Regions from separate parts of the Homo sapiens genome. Here region 1 is linked to region 2. A link is an interaction called in ENCODE POLR2A ChIA-PET data of the cell type or tissue named here. Cell type or tissue: Panc1. All regions are shown on one strand. Each heading gives the region's core, and the rest is flanking DNA. Links, peaks and the distances in the headings are about the cores only. Region 1 has its middle 4.7 kb from the start of SCAF8. Region 2 has its middle 52 kb from the start of MIR1273C.

Evidence for each region. ChIA-PET counts read pairs that join two places held together with the same protein. Peaks named below come from ENCODE experiments on the same cell type or tissue, not always from the same donor. Only the 100,000 strongest peaks of a DNase experiment are listed, where the experiment ranks them.
Region 1: POLR2A ChIA-PET joins it to region 2 with 5 read pairs; 2 of 35 experiments call an interaction of 5 or more read pairs at or near these places.

Annotation. Positions count from the first base shown.
Region 1 is chr6:154,727,218-154,730,139 of GRCh38, reverse strand. No RefSeq gene overlaps it. Among named protein-coding and RNA genes, the nearest start is that of SCAF8, 4.7 kb to the left of the region's middle. In Panc1, for the core only: no CTCF peak of the experiment used is centred there; no DNase peak of the experiment used is centred there; H3K27ac peaks cover 277 bases.
Region 2 is chr6:154,903,736-154,906,657 of GRCh38, reverse strand. No RefSeq gene overlaps it. Among named protein-coding and RNA genes, the nearest start is that of MIR1273C, 52 kb to the right of the region's middle. In Panc1, for the core only: no CTCF peak of the experiment used is centred there; no DNase peak of the experiment used is centred there.

The sequences.
Region 1 (2,922 bases), core at 113-2,612, 180 kb after region 2:
AGTGGAATCTATTACTTTTGGTTTTATAGTTCTAGACAACTTGAGGACCTGAATGACGACCTCTTCCTTCCCAAATCCAAATTCCCAAGGAAAGAAATAAGGAATTTCATTGACCCAGCTTGGATTAGGTGACCATCACCAAGAAACTGACCACTAATTTGGTTCTCAAAAGACTGATAGGAAATAGTGGTCAGGAGTACTTCAGTCATTGGAAGAGATATTTCATAATCTAAAGTTTCTGGTGTTCTCCTGTAAATGTTATCATCAGATTGTCCCTGAGGACTAAATAGTTTCTGGGAGTAACTTATAGAAATGAATTCAGCCATGGCCAAGAGGTCAGAGTCAAAAATAGTCTAGAGCAGTAGTCACCATAGAACTTTCTGGGGTCATGGAAATGTTCTGAATCTGTGCGGCCCAATTCAGTAGCACTAGCCCTGTGTGGCTACTGTGCACTTGAAATACGGCTAGGGCAGCTGAGGAAGATAATTTCCAATTTTATTTTACTTTAATTGACTCATGTTTAAGTATGTGGCTAGTGGCTACCATATTGGAAAGCATAGGTCTAGCTAGAGGGTACTCGCTCCCATGGACAGGGCACTTCTTAGATAAGGGATAATTGTGAGGTAGCACTAAGCAAAAAAAAAAAAAAAAAAAAAAAAAAAAAAAACAACGTGAATTATCAGCTATTAGAAGGAATAATATATGTTTATGAGGTACTTTTAAAACGGGGCAAAAACCTGGAGCATTGTCTAAATTAAAACTAATTCCCACCCAATTGGAAAAAAGAAAACTTAGGAAGCAAACATTCCAGAATGCTTAGTAAATTAGGGTATAGAGACAAATGAATTATTATACTACCAATAAAATGATTTTTAAAAGATTGTGGGAAACTATTTGGCAGTTCCTCAAAAAACTAAGCATAGAATTGCCATATGATCTAGCAAGTTCACGTATGTGTATGTAGCCAAAAGAACTGAAAGCAGAGACTTGAACATGCATGTTCAGAACAGTGTTACTCACAATCGTTAAAAGGTGGCAGCAACCCAAATGTCCATTGATGGATGAATGGATAAACAAAATGTGGTACAATGGAATATTCAGCCTTAAAAAATGAAGGAAATTCAAGGCCCAGCACGGTGGCTCACGCCTGTAATCTCAACACTGTGGGAGGCCAAGACAGGCAGATCACCCGAGGTCAGGAGTTCGAGACCAGCCTGGCCAACATGGTGAAACCCCATCGCTACTAAAAATACAAAAATTAGCTAGGCGTGGTGGTGCGCTCCTGTAATCCCAGCTACTCGGGAGGCTGAGGCAAGAGAATTGCTTGAACCTGGGAGGCGGAGGTTGCAGTGAGTCAAGATCATGCCATTGCACTCCAGCCTGGGTGACAAGAGCAAAACTCCGTCTCAAAAAAAAAAGAAGGAAATTCTGATACATGCTATAACACAGTTTTACCTTGAAGACATTGTGCTAAGAGAAAAAAAGCCAGTTACAAAAGAACAAGTACTGTATGATTCCGCTTATATAAGCTACCTAGAATAGTCAAACTCAGAGAGACAGAAAGCAGAATGGTAGTTTCCAGGGGTTGGGGGAGAGAGAAACCAGGAGTTGTCATTTAATAGGTACAGAACTTCAGGTTGGGAAAATGAAAATTTCTGGAGGTGGCTGGTGGTAACGGTTGCATGACAGTGTGAACGTACTTAATGCCATAGGGCTGTACACTTAAAATTGGTTAAAAATAAGTTTTATATGTATTTAATCACAATTTTTCAAATTTAAAGAAATGGTTAGAATAGGACTAGGAATATAAAAGAAATGTATATGAGAGACTATTAAGTACAAAGGCGTAGAAAACAAACTGTTAATGTATTTTAGCTCTAAAAGTATGTATGTAAGGCCTGAAAATGATATGAAAAATAAAAATTGTATTAGTATACTAGGATTATGAGATTTTTAAAAATATTTTGTCCCTTTCTAATAATTCAGTAATTTCCTATCTCATTTTTTTTAATGGGCACCATATAATTCACAAAGTCGCCAAACTTGATACCCAAACCAGGCATCCTGAGAGAAGCATAAGATATTAAAAGTAAACATTTTACTTTTACCAACTTCATTTAAAATAAGTAGGAATTTTGGGTTTGATAAGTATTTTGTTGCCTGATGAAGAGGGAGTTCTTCCTGGGTGCAGTGGCTCATGCTTGTAATCCCAGCACTTTGGGAGGCCAAGGCGGGTGGATCATCTGAGGCCAGGAGTTTGAGACCAGCCTGGCCAACATGGTGAAACCCCATCTCTACTAAAAATACAAAAATTGGCCGGGTGGTAGTGGTGCGCACCTGTAATCCCAGCTACTCAGGAGGCTGAGACAGGAGAATCGCTTGAGCCTGGTAGGTGGAGGTTAGCGGTGAGCCGAGATTGCACCACTGCACTCCAGTCTGGGTGACAGAGCAAGACTCTGACTCAAAAAAAAAAAAAAAAAGAGGTAGTTCTTCAAATGGCTAGAGGTAAAACAGCACACATCACTAGTAGTAGTAGTCAGAGATCAAGAAAATTTAAATTTATACGCTTTATAGTTTAAGTACTGATTTAGTGTTAAATTTAAATAGTGATTTAATATTAAACTTAAATACTGATTTAGGTTTAACATTTGTTCCCCAATGAGTACACTAGCAGATTCATGACTTTCTCTTTATGATGAATCTTTTTTTTTTTTTTTTTTGAGACAGGGTCTCGCTCTCACCCGGGCTGGAGTGTGGTGGTGTGATCTCAGCTCACTACAACCTCCGCCTCCCAGGTTCAAGCGATCCTCTCACCTCAGCCTCCCATGTAGCAGGGACCACAGGCATGTTCCACCATGCCCAGCTACTTTGTGCATTTTTCTGTTTTTGGTAGAGATGGGATTTTGCCATGTTGGCCAGGCT
Region 2 (2,922 bases), core at 226-2,725:
TTAATAGAAACAGGGTTTCATCATTTTGGCCAGGCTGATCTCGAACTCCTGACCTCAGGTGATCCACCCACCTTGGCCTTCCAAACTGCTGGGATTACAGGCGTAAGCCATTGCGCCCAGCATCATTTATTTTTAAGGCATCCTGTCATGTGTGACAAGAAAGGTGGCTGAAATATTTTTCATCTTTCTACTGTGCTTTAGGCATCGAGGGAAACGTGTGAATAATCCATACAAAACAAAACTGGTGCCAAAATATCATCTATTACTTTGGATTATTCTAAGTGTTTGCTAATGAGTTTATTCTTCAAACTTAAAAGCTACTTAAACAAAAAACTTGACTTAAAAGCTACCCAAGAAAGAAAAAGGCAATGAAGATAAGCTCAGTCATTTGACTCTCAATAGCAACAAGACTAAAGTTACAGAGTCATTTTCTTAAATCTGGATAAGATTTGCCAGGTTGTAACCGGATTGGGCAGTTGTCCACAGCAAATCAATATTTAAGTAGTAAAGGCACAGAGATCACAATGGTGAACAAAAAGAAAATGATACAAATTCACTCAAATTATGGAGTGGGGACCTGTAAAATGATCTGTAAACACAGGCACATATACTAACACAGACTAAATGTGTGTTTCTTTGTTGCCAAATAAGAGAAATAAATGTTTCTGTCTCGACAAATGAACTTAAAATGTAAGTAAAATTTATTATGGGATTCTGGCCAAGTATTTTTATGACCATGGCTTTCTGGGATGATTTTTTGTTGTTGTTGTTTTTGAGACAGGGTCTCACTCTGATGCCCAGGCCAGAGTGCAGTGGTGCGATCACGGCTCACTGCAACTTCTGCCCTCTGGGTTCAAGTGATTCTCGTGCCTCAGCATCCCGAGTAGCTGGGATTACAGGCACACACCACCATGCCTGGCTAATTTTTGTATTTTTAGTAGAGAAATGTTGGCCAGGCTAGTCTTGAACTCCTGATCTCAAGTGATCTGCCCGTCTCGGCCTCCCAAAGTGCTGGGATTACAGGTGTGAGCCACCATGCCTGGCCTCTGGGATGATTTAGTATATACTGTAAGTGCCTGATGGCATCACTACAAGTACGCGTGAAATGATTCCTCGCTGAAGAATGTGGGTATTGAAAAGGAGAAATGCAAGGAACAGTACAGAGGCATGGAGATGACGGGCTTGACAATGTCTCTTGGAGAGTGCTTTAGTTTGCAAAGGCTTCTCATGTTTGTGCTCTGGTCCTTACAACAAGGGAGTCAGCTTCCGCCTGGGGAGGCAGCTGAGATGAGCGAGCTCAGGCGACCTGCCCAAGGCTGGTGCTCACTTTTGAAAAAACAACAACAACAACAAAAAACACTGTCTCTTGCTCCCAACACTGAATACTGATGAATTTATTATTTCCTATGTTCTTCATCTCTTCTGCATAGTGTTATTACTACTATTGGCACTCATATATTAAGTGCTTTATAACGAATTCTTGCAAAATGGATTTAACAGAACATGACGACTAGAGCTTGCATGATATGTGATTAGTGTCTCTGCATAATCAGGACTTGCAAAATAGATATAACTATCTCCACAAGGAAAGAAACTGAGGGTCAGGTATGTGCTTTGCCCAGTGTCTCATGGCAAAGAGCAGAGCTAGAATTCTATTAGCTTTCAGTCCCCAGTTCCTGCTTTCTCCATTGTGCATGGTGTTTTGGCGTATGCTGAGCCGCTAAGCAGACACCCGCTGTTATGTGCTACGCAACTCCATTTTGAGGTGTGAAACCCAACATGAGCTGCTGCATCTAAAGCCTACTCAAGTGGCTCATGCCTGTAATCCCAGCACTTTGGGAAGCCGAGGCAGAAGGACTGCTTGAGGCCAGGAGTTCAAGACCAACCTGGCAACACACAGGGAACCCATCTCTACAAAAAAACAAATAAATAAAGCCTAGTCTCTCATACACACTCAAGCTACTCCAGAGATCTGTGAAGTATCTGGATCAGAGATCCATGCTGAGGGGACATGACAAACAGGTGGGCTTATTTCAAACTCCATAAATAGCTATAGTTCTTATGAAGAAGTGCATCCTCACAGAGTCAAGGATCACCCTTTATAAGCAATTACCAGTGTGCACTGAGCTCCCATAATACTAGCTCTAATTTCATAGTAAATAAACAGTAGGAGGTCCAAATCCCTACTTTTCAATGGGAATATGGTGCAAAGGATAAGACCTCTTTGAAATAAATCTGAGAAGTGGTAGTGTCTGGAGGTAGAAGTAATACCTGGAGGAAAATGAAAAATTTTAGAACCAGTTTTCTGCAGCACAAACTGCCATAAACAATGTATTTGCTATAACTGTCCTTGGTTTCTAAATGCATAGTACAGTGATTCTTTCATAAAATGGACGACAATGAAGGCAAATGGAAATGAAGGTGCTGCTCAAACAGATGTCACTGGCTAGCAGTCCACTGGTGTCAGGTAACTTACATCGCTTATTTAATACTGCCAAACAGCCCTGAAAAGTATTAGGCTGGTGCAAACGTAATTGCGGTTTTTGCCATTGAAAGTAATGGCAGCTGGGCGTGGTGGCTCACGCCTGCATCTCAGCACTTTGGGAGGCCGAAGTGGGCAGATCACGAGGTCAAGAGTTCGAGACCAGCCTGGCCAACATGGTGAAACCCTGCCTCTGCTAAAAATACAAAAATTAGCTGAGCATGGTGGTGCATGCCTGTAATCCCAGCTACTCGGAAGGCTGAGGCAGAAGAATCGGTTGAACCCAGGAGGCAGAGGTTGCAGTGAGCCGAAATGGCACCACTGCACTCTAACCTGGGTGACAGAGCAAGACTCCATCTTGGGGGAAAAAAAAAAAAAGGAAGTAATGGCAAAACCGCGATTACTTTTGCACCAACCTAGAGGTATTCATTAATCTCACA